Regions from separate parts of the Homo sapiens genome. Here region 2 is linked to region 1. A link is a contact called in ENCODE Hi-C or POLR2A ChIA-PET data. All regions are on one chromosome and are shown on one strand. Each heading gives the region's core, a stretch centred on a gene start or an enhancer-like site at or near the end of the contact. The rest is flanking DNA. Distances are from core to core; before and after follow the strand shown.

Region 1 (5,897 bases), core at 3,342-5,841:
TTCTAAGAACTGCCAAGGATGCTGGTTAGTGATAAGTGAATGGTTGGTAAATAGAAGACATATCTGCCACCCAGAAGAAAAGCACCTCATAAACAGAAAACACTGCCCTGACTTGCTGAAAGAGACTTCTTTTCAAGCAGAAAAAGCCAGGAAGAAAGCCAACATTGCTGAAGTTTACCCAGGCCGTGTTAGCCCTGATGTCAAAGGAACTCACTAGGTGGGCTGGTTCATGACTTTTCAGATGAGAGTGAGGGAGGTGGTAGACAGAGAAGAGGAAGACAGGTACATGAGAGACCTACTTGAGGCTTAGACTGATAAACAGTGTTTTATTAGTCTGGAGGAAACCAGCATGAAAGTACAGTTTTTAGACAAAGACTTGATTTCCAATTAAATACATAATTCACTTGCTGAGATGAGGAGGTAGCAAAATTAAAAGTTTTAACCATTAAAAAGAGAAAAGAAAAAAAACTGCTTGAAAGAAGAGTGGGCCTGGTGCAGTGGCTATGCCTGTAATCCCAGCACTTTGGGAGGCCGAGGCGGGCGGATCACTTGAGGTCAGGAGTTCGAGAGCAGCCTGGCCAACATGGTAAAACCCCGTCTCTACTAGAAATACAAAAATTAGCTGGGCATTGTGGTGGGTACCTGTAATCTCAGCTACTCGGGAGGCTGAGGCACGAGAATTGTTTGAGGCAGAGGTTGCAGTGAGCTGAGATTGCACCACTGCACTCCAGCCTGGGTGACAGATCGAGACACCATCTCACAAAAAACAAATAATAATAATAATAAACAAAAACAAAAAAAGAAGAAGAAGAGTATGAGCCTCTCCTTCATGTGTGTCATTCATTAATTGGTTAAAATCCACACACTAATTTTTTGTTCCTTTAATTAAGACGCCTGGGGCTTCTTACTCTATTGACAGTACACAGGAGGTGGCATTTATGAGTGCTTCCTGACATCTGCCCACTCACATGTGTGCAAGCGTGTGCACACACAACTTGTAGGCATCCAGATGTCTTTTCTGTCTTTCCTTTGACCACATTACCCTTGAAGGACGTTTCCCTGTGTCTGCTGCACTGTAATGGAGTTGACTGTTTTCGACTACCTTCTCACACAGCAGTTACTGTCTGGTTTCAGAATTTCTTACTGATTATGTAAAGCATAATGACACCAGCCCTCACATGCAGCTCAAGGAGAACAGCTCTGGACCTCAGTTTCCTAATCTGCAAAATGAGTTTCTTCCAAAGCCTGAAGCTGAGGTTCTTCTTTGAAGAATGTCAGCTGTAAGATCTGCCTCTGAATAACTGGGTGAGTGGAGTGGGTTCAGCAGCATGCCTTCGTAGTGGCCTGTCAGTGTCCTTAGATATCACAACAGACCAACATCCAGTTAAGAGCTGCTACAAGCAACAAGCTTCATTTCCAGTGCTGTGCTAGAGGGCTCCCCTGGCTCACCAGAGCCAATTGTGTGCATCCTTTCCAATTTCCGTTTTGGTGATATCATGTTAGTAGCTTTAAATAGGCTTTGGGGGCCGGGCGCGGTGGCTCCCAAAGGGGCCGGGCGCAGTTGTGGTGAGTCGAGATCGCACCATTACACTCCAGCCTGGGCAGCAAGAGCAACACTCCATCTAAAAAATAAATTAATTAATTAATTAAATAAAATAAATAGGCTTTGGTGAGAGTATTTACACCACAGAAATTGGCAAAAACTACAGATTGCTTTATCTCCCCCTGCAAGAGCCGTTTTTTAAATATTTACCAGCATAGCACTGGATATATCTGTTATTCTAGTGCTCTCACTTAGCTGGTAGCCCTTTCTTATAGACCACGGCCAGAGACTGAAGACTCCTGGAAGGCAGGGCACAGGTTCAATGCACTGCTTTACGCTCAGTGCCCACAAGCTCCTTGTTGATGGAAGGTTGCCTGGGGGAGAATATTTTCCCACTTTCCGGGGGATTTCACTTTAGAAGGGACAGTCACAATTGTACATCTGCAGCTGTTTCCACACCAGAGTTTGAGTTTGTATTTATTCATGGCCCTTGGATTCAGTGTGGCTTGCTTTTCTCATTTGAGTTTGTTTCTATCAAGGCTCACTTCTTTATACTCCAACTTTTCTTCCTTCCTTCCTTTCCTTCCTTTCCTTCCTTCCTTTCTTTTTTGAGACAGAGTCTCGCTCTGTCACCCAGGCTGGAGTGCAGTGGCGTGATCTCGGCTCACTGCAACCTCCACCTCCCAGGTTCAAGTGATTCTCTTGCCTCAGCCTTCCAAGAAGCTGAGATTACAGGTGTGCACCACCACGTCCAGCTAATTTTTGTACTTTTAGTAGAGACAGGGTTTCGCCACGTTGGCCAGGCTGGTCTGGAACTCCTGACCTCAGGTGATCCACCTGCCTCGGCCTCCCAAAGTGCTGGGATTACGGGCGTGAGCCACCACACCCAGCCTGTACTCCAATATTCACTCCCCAGTCAACACTCCTGGTCATTTTCCAAGCTCATCCCTGCCTTTTTTCTGCTTAACTCCTAGGAATGTTCATGCAAATAAGATGAAGCACATGAAGGAAGAGCTCTGCGTAGGGGTGTTTGAGCCTGTTGCTGCAGCAGATTGCTAGTGACAGCCATCTTGTTAGCACCTTTATTCTAGCAAATCCAATCTGTTTTGTCTTTCATACTACTGTTCATCAAAGATATGCAGTGTCTTACAGTTTTGTAGAGCTTTGTCATGCCCCACTATCCTTATCTCACAAATAACTGGAATCACAAATGACTGCCCTGTGCAAATCCCTGCAGTGATCTCCCATAGCCTACTGTATCAGTGCAAACTCTTCACCTTATTAAATAAGGCCTCTGCAGTTATCCCCACTTAGTATTCATCTGTCTCTCCATTAGATGTACCCTATTTTCTCTTGTCCAAACACAGTCTGTTTCTTCCTCTGTCTGCTTCCTCTCCCCACCCAAGGTCATCTCTGACCATCATAGTCCTACCGCGGTCCACACTGAATAACACCTGGCAAGGCATGATTTGGGTCTGTGGCTTCCCAAGAATGTGGTCCTGTAAGCTGTAAGGAGCAGCTTCTTGGGAAGGTCTGGGAAGCCCAGAATAGCCCATCAAAATGGTGGTTCTTGACTCCAAAAGATACAGGATCTTACCTTGGTGTCACTTCTGCGCTGTGTTCATCCTCTCAGTTTCTCAGGTTTTGATCGTGGCTTTGCTCTTCCCTGCTTCCATTTTCCACTCAGATTTAACCCTACCCATCTGCCAGTTCCAGGAGGGAGTTTCTGACTTTCTTTTTTTTTTTTTTTTTTTTTTTTGAGACAGAGTCTCGCTCTGTTGTCCAGGCTGGAGTGCGGTGGTGTGATCTCAGCTCACCACAACCTCCACCTCCTGGGTTCAAGCGATTCTCCTGCCTCAGCCTCCTGAGTAGCTGAGACCATAGGCACGTGCCACCACGCCTGGCTAATTTTTTGTATTTTTAGTAGAGAGGATTTCACTATGTTAGCCACGATGGTCTCAATCTCCTGACCTCGTGATCTGCCCGCCTCGGCCTCCCAAAGTGCTGGAATTACAGGCGCGAGCCACCGCCCCCGAGCCTGACTTGCTTTCTGATAGAGTTACTGCTTTAGCCCTGGAACCACATCCCACTACTCCCTTGGTCTTAATCTTCTCAGCTTCACTATCTGCCCCACTAGTCCAAGGTTCAGCACATTTTTTCTGTACAGGGCCAGATTACAGATATATTAGGCCCTGTGGCCCATATGGTTTGTGTCACAACTACCCAGCGCTGCCAATGCAGCATGAAAAAAGCTGTGTACAATAGGGAAACAAATTGGGTGTTTTGATAAAACTTTATTTACAGAAACAGGCTTTAGGCTGGATGTAGCGCAGGGGCCGTAGTTTGCCCAGCCCTGCCCTAGTCAGATGCCTATTAATGTGCACTCCTGACACCGGTTCATGTAACTGGTTGCCAGCCTGAATATTTGATGTTCGTTAGTACAGCCCATGCAAGAGATCATGTCTGGGACATGCCCAGCTGGGAATGCACAGTGCAAAGCTGTCAGTGAAGTGAACAGAATATGCCATTCCTGTTCATTCTCACTTCCTTCCCTCCTTCTCCGCATCCCAAGACTGGGGTTTTTAGCCTTATAAACTCTCAGTGGTACCTACTTCCCACCTGGTGGACTTTCCTCATTAGTGCAGCCTGGGACATAGATGTGTCTACTTGTCCTCTGTTGAATCCAGGTGCGTTTGTGTCACCTCCTGCATTTGTGTACTGCACCATTTATTTGCCCCTTAGACAATTAATTTTGTATCGTTTCAAAGCTCGCTCTCCAGCTCCTGTGGGCCTGCTGTTTCACAGTCTTTCTCTTGGAACTCTTGTTTGCTGTAGATGTTTTTACAAGTTCTTAGCCATGGGCTTCTTTTCTTCTAGCCTTTACAAACCTTTTTTCTTGGCTCACAGATTACAGTCGCTCTATCTCTGACATTGAACAAAGATTTCTAAAACTTGAGTCCTATTCTCAGAGTAAACCACTCACAGCACAGAAATTCTTCCTTCAAAGGTTTTTTTTTGCTTGGACAGCTCAGTTCTTGCATCATATCTATGGGAGGAAGAGGCATCTGTTCTGTCCTGGAGGGAAGTCAGCAGGCAGGACTGAAGAACTCTCAGCACTGAGGAGAATCTTAGGAAGAGGCCATCTGGCCCCAGAGAAGTGAAATACATGCCAGAGTCACGTATCTGGGTGGTGGCCATGTGCCCGTTGGTCCTGATGCCCACTCTTTCTGTTTGTGGCCTCCCAATAAATAGACCGGGGTGCCCAGCCCTCAGGAAACCAGTCTCTCTCAGAGCTCCACGGCTGCCAAAGGCCTGCAAGAAGCCTGGTCAGAGACAGAGAGGACCCTTTACATTCAGATGATCTGAAATGACCAACATGAGCTGAATTGAGAGGCCCAGTTCCATGGGCATAAGGGCAGCCACTCCTGCTGTCTGTTCACTTGTTTATAGTCATCCATTGAGCATGTACAGTACTGGGTGGTGGGATGAGAAAATCACAGAAGGCGGAGTCTGGCTGGGCAGCAGAGATGTAAACAGAGCGTTACAACAGGATGTGATAAATTCCACGAACAAGCCACCAGGTAAGGGCTGTCGGAGCTCTGATCCAGGCTGCGTAGCCTCTCTTTGGCCCCTCAGTTAAGGTGAAATGTTAACCAGGCATGACCTGGAAATGAAGGATGTCCTCCCACTTCCATTCTGATGACCAGCCAGCGCTGACAGGGTTGGCTTCCTCCATGCACCACCATGGCCCTGAGTAAATACACTCTCCTTAACCAGATCAGGGAGCCCAAGACAGCTGAGGGCTGGTGCTGTGCTTCCCTACCTGCCCCCGAAGAAAAGTAGGAGGTAAATTCCTTACTGAGGACGTGAGTCTGGTGGCCAGCCCAGCAGTCTTGGCATCTGAGGAGGGCTACAGGATAAAGCAGCCCACTTCCCCAAAAGCTGTTCTTTTTATTGTTAGCAGAGACATAAGAAGAGACCTCTGAGATTTTCTTTGTTTCTGCTGAATATGGAAAGAGGGAGGGGAAAGAAAAGAGGGATATTCTGTTTTAACACAGAGCATATTTATAAGATTGTATTGTAGACCAAAAGGCAAATCAGTTACGTCAGTGTTTATTGGATAAATGCTGCAGAAAATATCATTAAAAGAATTCCAAAAATATGCTGGGCAGAGGAATCATTGTCGGAATAAGTAAATACTTTTCTAAGAGCATTACTTTGATGGAGGCCTTATTCGTGTGTACTAAAAAAATAAAAGTTCTGGTGTTTTTTTTTTTAATCATGTTATTCAATCATACCCTCTACTAACCTAAAACATTCCTAATATATTTAATGGATCTATTTGTTATGCTTT
Region 2 (5,869 bases), core at 1,955-4,454, 42 kb before region 1:
CACCGTGCCTGGCTAATTTTTGTATTTTTCTTTTAGTAGAGACAGGGTTTCACCATGTTGGCCAGGCTGCTCTCGAACTCTTGACCTCAGGTGATCTGCCCATATCGGCCTCCCAAAGTGCTGGGATTACAGGCGTGAGCCACCGCATCTGGCCTTGGGTCTCTTTTTCACATGCTAAAACCTAACACCCACACCACCCAACACTAACAAAACAAATACTAACAAGCAAAAAATTTTATGCAAGCTTTTCTAATAGTACAAAGCATGGTAGAATATCTACAGCAGTTTATCACATGGGAAAGGAAATTCGTGTCCCTTGGTCTAGCTGTCAAGTAACCACGGACCCTAGAATAACACGTTTTTCACTCCGTGCCCCCTTGGATCGAATGCAGGGACTGTTATTTTGCTAAATTGTGCTTTCACGTTCTGAAGCACACTTGCATGTTGTTATGCAGTGGTGTTTAAATCCTAACCAAAGTGTTTTTGTTGCAATGGAAATATTTCAATTAATGTTTAGGGTTGGAACATATAAACAAAGCTTGGGTCCAGATTAGTTGATTAATCATTGCATTCCGGGGTGCAGGAAGAGTTTTGTTGAACTCTATCAGGGGAGGAATTAATATCCTCTGCCTGTGAGGTCTTTCCTGGAGAAAGCTTGGGTTTTAATGTTTCTCCTTACAGGATATTTTTCTTTTGGCAAGAGTAAAGCAACCAGTACCCCCAGTAAAATGTCTTAAATAGCACTTGGGATGGGGATGGTTCTTCACACTCCTGGCAGTGAAGCCGTAGTTCTTGTTCTCTGATGCTGACACGTACACTTCACAGTGAATGCAGTAATATTAATGGAGGCATCAGCCCAGGGCCCCGGAGTGATACCTTCCATGTCTGTTTTCTTCCTTTTGTTTATTTCCCCTGACCATCAAGTCTGTTACGTTTAGTTCTCTAAACTAAAGCTGAATCACTAACATTTCCTTCACTGATCCTGCCCCACACATACACCTCTTTTTTTGTGTGTACAGGAGTAAATTTCACACATCCTCACCCAAGTCGTCTTTGAGGCATTTCTTTTTCTTCTGTATCCTTTCGTTGGAGCCTAACACCATGTTTTTGGGAATATCAGCCTAGGTGTCCATCATCAGAAATAATCATAATCAAATGATATTTTCCTGGGCTTTAAGACATGATAAGATAGTACCAGAATGTCTGAAGATAAATGTTATGCATTCATTCTTTACTGGTTCCCCCCCTCAAAAAAAAGTATTTAAGTACAAAATATTTGAAGTATAAGAAAATATAAGAAAAATGCAAATGAACAAAACAAAAGGAAAATTAAGGTTGAATACTAAAGTGAGGACAGAGGGAAATTTGGTGAGAGAAATGTATGTGATAATATGCTACACAGTTATTAAAGTTGGGCAGCAAGTTTAAGCCTGAACTCTCTAACAGCCATAGCAAAAAGAAACAGCTGATCCTCTGCTCCCAGATTAGGGAGGAGCCAGGAGAGCCTGCTAGGGAATCTTACTCCATGAATGCCGGCCAGATATTCCTCGTATCTCCCAGGAAAGTTACTGCCTTACCTGGGGGTTGGAGGACAGACCCCCAAACAAGTTTACACAGTGTGAGAGTGGAGTAAGAATGTCCGGAAAGGCAAAATCCACAGAGGCAGAAAGCCAGCTGGTGGTTGCCAGGGGCCGGGAAGGGGCGAGGCTGGTGAGGGAGAGACTGCTCATGGGTACAGAGTTTCTTTTTGGGTTAATAGAAATGTTCAGAAGTTAAATAGTGGGGATCACTGCACAGCTTTGTGAATATGCTAGAAATCATTGAACTGTACACTTTAAATGGGTGAGTTTTGTGATGTGAATTACATCTCAATAAAGCTGTTAAAAAATCTTAAGTATGCAATTACAAAAGAGAGTAACATACTGAAGGGAAAAAAAAACTGATGAGTCTAATATTCTTGTCTTCCACAAAATGCACACTTCTCAGGGGACGTGTCATAACCGAGGCACTGCTGTGAGGGAGTTTGGGTCATAGTGGGTAGAAACTGAAATGTGCAGTCCCTAAGTTTCTTTCCATTGTGAACATTCAGTTATTGGCTAACTGTAAAAAGAGGATGGGATTATAAGACAATTGGGGACATTTGAACATTGTAAGGACATATTTGCTAGTATAAGGAAATGGCTTTTCATTGTTAATGTTTGGTAATGGTATTGTGATTTTTAAAAAAATCCTTATCTTTTATATACTGAAGTATTTATAAATAAAATACTATGATACCTGGGTTTCAGTTTAAAATAATCCAGTGGGTATGGTATAGATGAAACAAAATTTGTCATATGTTGGTAACTGTTAAAGCCGGGTTCATCACATCTGTCTACTTTTGTGTAAGTTCAAAATCTTCATAATAAAATGTTAAAATGGATATTATCTTTCGCTGTTAACTACAGAAAGATCTAGCAACATAGCCAGAGTCCTTGCTCATGAGAAATTATGCTATTTGCAGCACTTGTCTCATTGGCTGATTTATGGGCGACTTCTGAGAGATTGGAAGCCTGGGTGCTGGCTCTAAGTCACATGTATAAGTAAGCATGAAATTCTAGTAAGGTCATCCACAGCTTTTTCAGCCTTCCGTGTGCTTCTCAGATACTGCTGCATGGGGCTGTGGAAGGGATGGTTGCCACTCTTAACAGAAAGGCAGAGAATGCTGGACTCTTACCTCTTAAGCGTAGTTTCGCCCTTTACAGTTCATTTTCTCCTGATTCTCCTTTCTCTTCAGTAAGATGTGAGTGCTGAATACTTACATTTAGTGTCATCTTACAGAGGCTATATATTTTAGCAAGGTGCTAAAGAATGGCATTTTTCCTTGACTTCCTTTATGAACTTGAAACACATTCAACTAATCTATGCACATACACCTTTAAGACTGGACAGAAATGGGTAGAGCAGACAGTAGTACATGTTTGAGAGTGAATGCCAGCTTCTGGTTCAATACTTTTTTTCCGTTTCTCTTTGTTCTCAGGAGAGATGGAAACTGGGCATTTGTATTTGCTCCATTTCCTTCTCTGATTGTGAAGACTGGCACTCTTATTCATAGTAACATGTATTGCATTGGTATCCCAGGTGTTATATTACATTGGATACAGAGTTCCATTGTAACTGAAACTCATTCTTGTGTTCAGCAAACATTTGTGTGTCTACTAGGTGTGTCCCCCTCACAGTGGCCTGCATGGGAGCTGAATTCTTACACTGGTTTTGGATTCTCAGCATTACCTTACCTAAAGAACAAACATTGGTTTTAAAAGCAGTAGTGGCCTTCTAGGAGTTTACAAGCTGTTTATCTCAAGGTAAAGGACTGCAGTTAAATCTCCTACCGTGGAGCTCTATCACCCCAAGCAGTTTGAATTGCTGAAAGCAACAAGTGACCATGACACGAGGGTGGTTGGAGATGAGTATTGTATTTAAATGCTTTGGGATAATGTTGCTTATGATGTCAGTGAAACATCTGAGTTTCCACATTACCTAGCCTTTAGTGATAGATACGTGTTCTAAGGCATAAGATAGTTTTATGTCTCCCTCTCTTATTTTTCTCTCTCCCGAAAGGTCTGCCTTGAGATTGTCTTGCTGGATATGCAGCAGTGCTAACACAGTGCCCAACATTACAGATATCACTACTGCCTGTTTACCTTCTCCTTCAGCAATAGCAACAGCTTACCACTTACTGAACATCTACTCCGTGCCATGTACTTTACATGCATTATCTCATTTAATCCTCAAAGCAAACCCTGTGAGGTAGGTGGTCCTGTCCTTGTTTTACAGAGAAGGAAACCAAAGCTGAGCAAGATCAGACGTCTCTCCACATAACTAGTGCTAAATCCAGCAGTCAGACCCAGGTTTTCTTAGTTCCGAAGCCTGTGCTTTCTCTTGGGTGTTGTCTCTTCTTGGTGTTTGGTAAATATTTGCTTAATTGATATACACTTTGGATGCTTGACAGGCATTTTGCATACCTCCTAAGGCTATATGAGATGAGATGGTTATAAGTCTCTAAGGCATTAATTGAGTGGGACTCTTTGACAGTACCCATGTTTTGTTGCATGAACGTATGAAGGCAGAGACTGCCTATATCATCTCCTGTTGCCATTCAGAAGTACACCTTGTCCTGTTGTGATCAGAGTTTCACAAAGTGCTCTCAGTGCCTAAGGCAAACTGGCACATTCTCTATGAAAAAGACAATTATTGTTCTTGGTCAGGTGGCCAGTTGGCCCAGTTGATTTTGGAGCATAGTGTTAATAAAGGTTAGTCTCTTCAGATATGAGCCAGTTGACTTGGCTATATAAATAGCTGTTGTCACGGGCAGGTCAGAGGTATGTGTGTGGATAGACTGGATCTGTAACCACCAATCAGAAATCAATCAGCAATCATTTACTGAGCATTTGCTATGTGCCTGGCACTATACTAGGAGTGGAGCTTTGAAAGATTTTTTAAAAATACATGAGCTATAGGCTAGGTACAGTGGCTTATATCTGTAATCTCGGCACTTCGAGAGACCATGGGTGGATCATTTAAGGCTAGGAGTTTGAGACCAGCCTGGGCAACATGGCGAAACCCCATCTCTACAAAAAATACAAAAATTAGCCAGAAGTGGTGGCACACACCTGTAGTCCAGCTACTTGGGAGGATAAAGTGGGAAAAATCACCTGAACCCGGGAAGTCAGGGCTGCAGTGAGCCATGATCGTGCCACTGCACTCCAGGCTGGGTGACAGAGCAAAACTCTGTCTCAAAAAAAAAAAAAAAAAAAAAAAGTATGAGATATAGTCTCTCCAAGGGCTATACTTAATTGGTACAGATATGACTCATGGAGAAAGGAAAATATAAAAACAACAACCCTGTTTGTGTGGAGTTTTTTTCACCATTTTCTACTCAGCAACTAACTTGGTGCCTTGCACATCATAGGAAGTTAGTAGGTAAATACTTTTTGAATGAATGAGAATGCAGAGGCAAGTGCTTAGTAGCTTTTCTGATGGCTTTGTAGAAGAGGTTGGATTTGAGCTGAACACTCAGGTATAAATAGAATTCAAGGAAGAGGAGAAGAGTTGGAAGGTGATTCAAAGTGCAGGAAAAGGTTTCAAGGGTAATTTGGAAACACAAGTGTGCATAATGTGTCCCAGGAGTAGAAAAGACCACTTTTGCTAGGATAGAGATACGGCTAGAACCATGGAGTATCGTGAGTGTTGGAAGAACACATTAAGATTTTATTCTGTAGTCTCCTGAGTTTCTTTTATTTATTTATTTAGAGACAGGATCTCACTCTGTTGCCTAGACTGGAGTTCAGTGGTGTGATCATAGATTAGTAAACTTCAAACTCCTGGGCTCACCTTCCCACCTCAGTCTCTAGACTAGCTAAGACTACAGATGCTCACCACCATGCCTGGCTAATTTTTGTTTTAATTTTGTAGAGATGGAGTTTTGCTGTGTTTCCCAAACTGGTCTCAAACTCCTGGACTCAAGCAATCTTCCCACCTCAGCCTTCTAAAGTGTCGGATTACAGGCATGAGCCACCACGCCCGGCCACCTCCTGAGTTTCTGATCAGCAGAGAAAGATTATCAAAACACGTGGCCATAGATGGAATGGATTGATGTGTATGGGAGGCCAGTTAAGAGCTTATAGATATGTTTAGGTGTTGGGTAATAAGAGCCTGAACTAGGATATTGGTTGAGGAAGCCAAAAAAAAAGAGGCAGATGGGAGAAATATTGTGCAGAGAGAAGAAACATGATTTGTTGAGTTAGTGACTGGATATTGAAGCCTGGCAAAGGTAAGAGGAATAATCAAAGATCATTCAGTGATCCTGTGTTACTCTGTTTTTGTATTG

Evidence for each region. A loop is a pair of places that touch in the nucleus more often than their neighbours do. ChIA-PET counts read pairs that join two places held with the same protein, here RNA polymerase II (POLR2A). Pooled maps may share reads with other maps.
Region 2: a map of CD4-positive, alpha-beta T cell shows a loop between it and region 1 (14-fold over the local background). The contact joins two enhancer-like sites. A Hi-C loop is called at or near these places in 3 of 168 maps with a recorded cell type or tissue (CD4-positive, alpha-beta T cell, HepG2 and posterior vena cava) and 2 of 50 pooled maps. POLR2A ChIA-PET finds 5 or more read pairs at or near these places in 10 of 52 experiments (BJ, GM10248, GM12878 and 6 more).

Annotation. Positions count from the first base shown.
Region 1 is chr3:185,716,090-185,721,986 of GRCh38, reverse strand. All of the region lies in intron 2 of IGF2BP2 (insulin like growth factor 2 mRNA binding protein 2), which reads left to right. It overlaps IGF2BP2-AS1 (IGF2BP2 antisense RNA 1), which reads right to left. Exons shown (of 8, transcript NR_126326.1): 2 at 5,403-5,546. Among named protein-coding and RNA genes, the nearest start is that of IGF2BP2-AS1, 5.8 kb to the right of the region's middle. Within about 2 kb of position 4,591, at least 6 of the 41 ENCODE cell types and tissues checked have a DNase peak (open chromatin) inside an H3K27ac peak, as active enhancers do.
Region 2 is chr3:185,756,391-185,762,259 of GRCh38, reverse strand. The region is part of intron 2 of IGF2BP2 (insulin like growth factor 2 mRNA binding protein 2); the gene reads left to right. Among named protein-coding and RNA genes, the nearest start is that of MIR548AQ, 8.6 kb to the left of the region's middle. Within about 2 kb of position 3,204, at least 5 of the 41 ENCODE cell types and tissues checked have a DNase peak (open chromatin) inside an H3K27ac peak, as active enhancers do.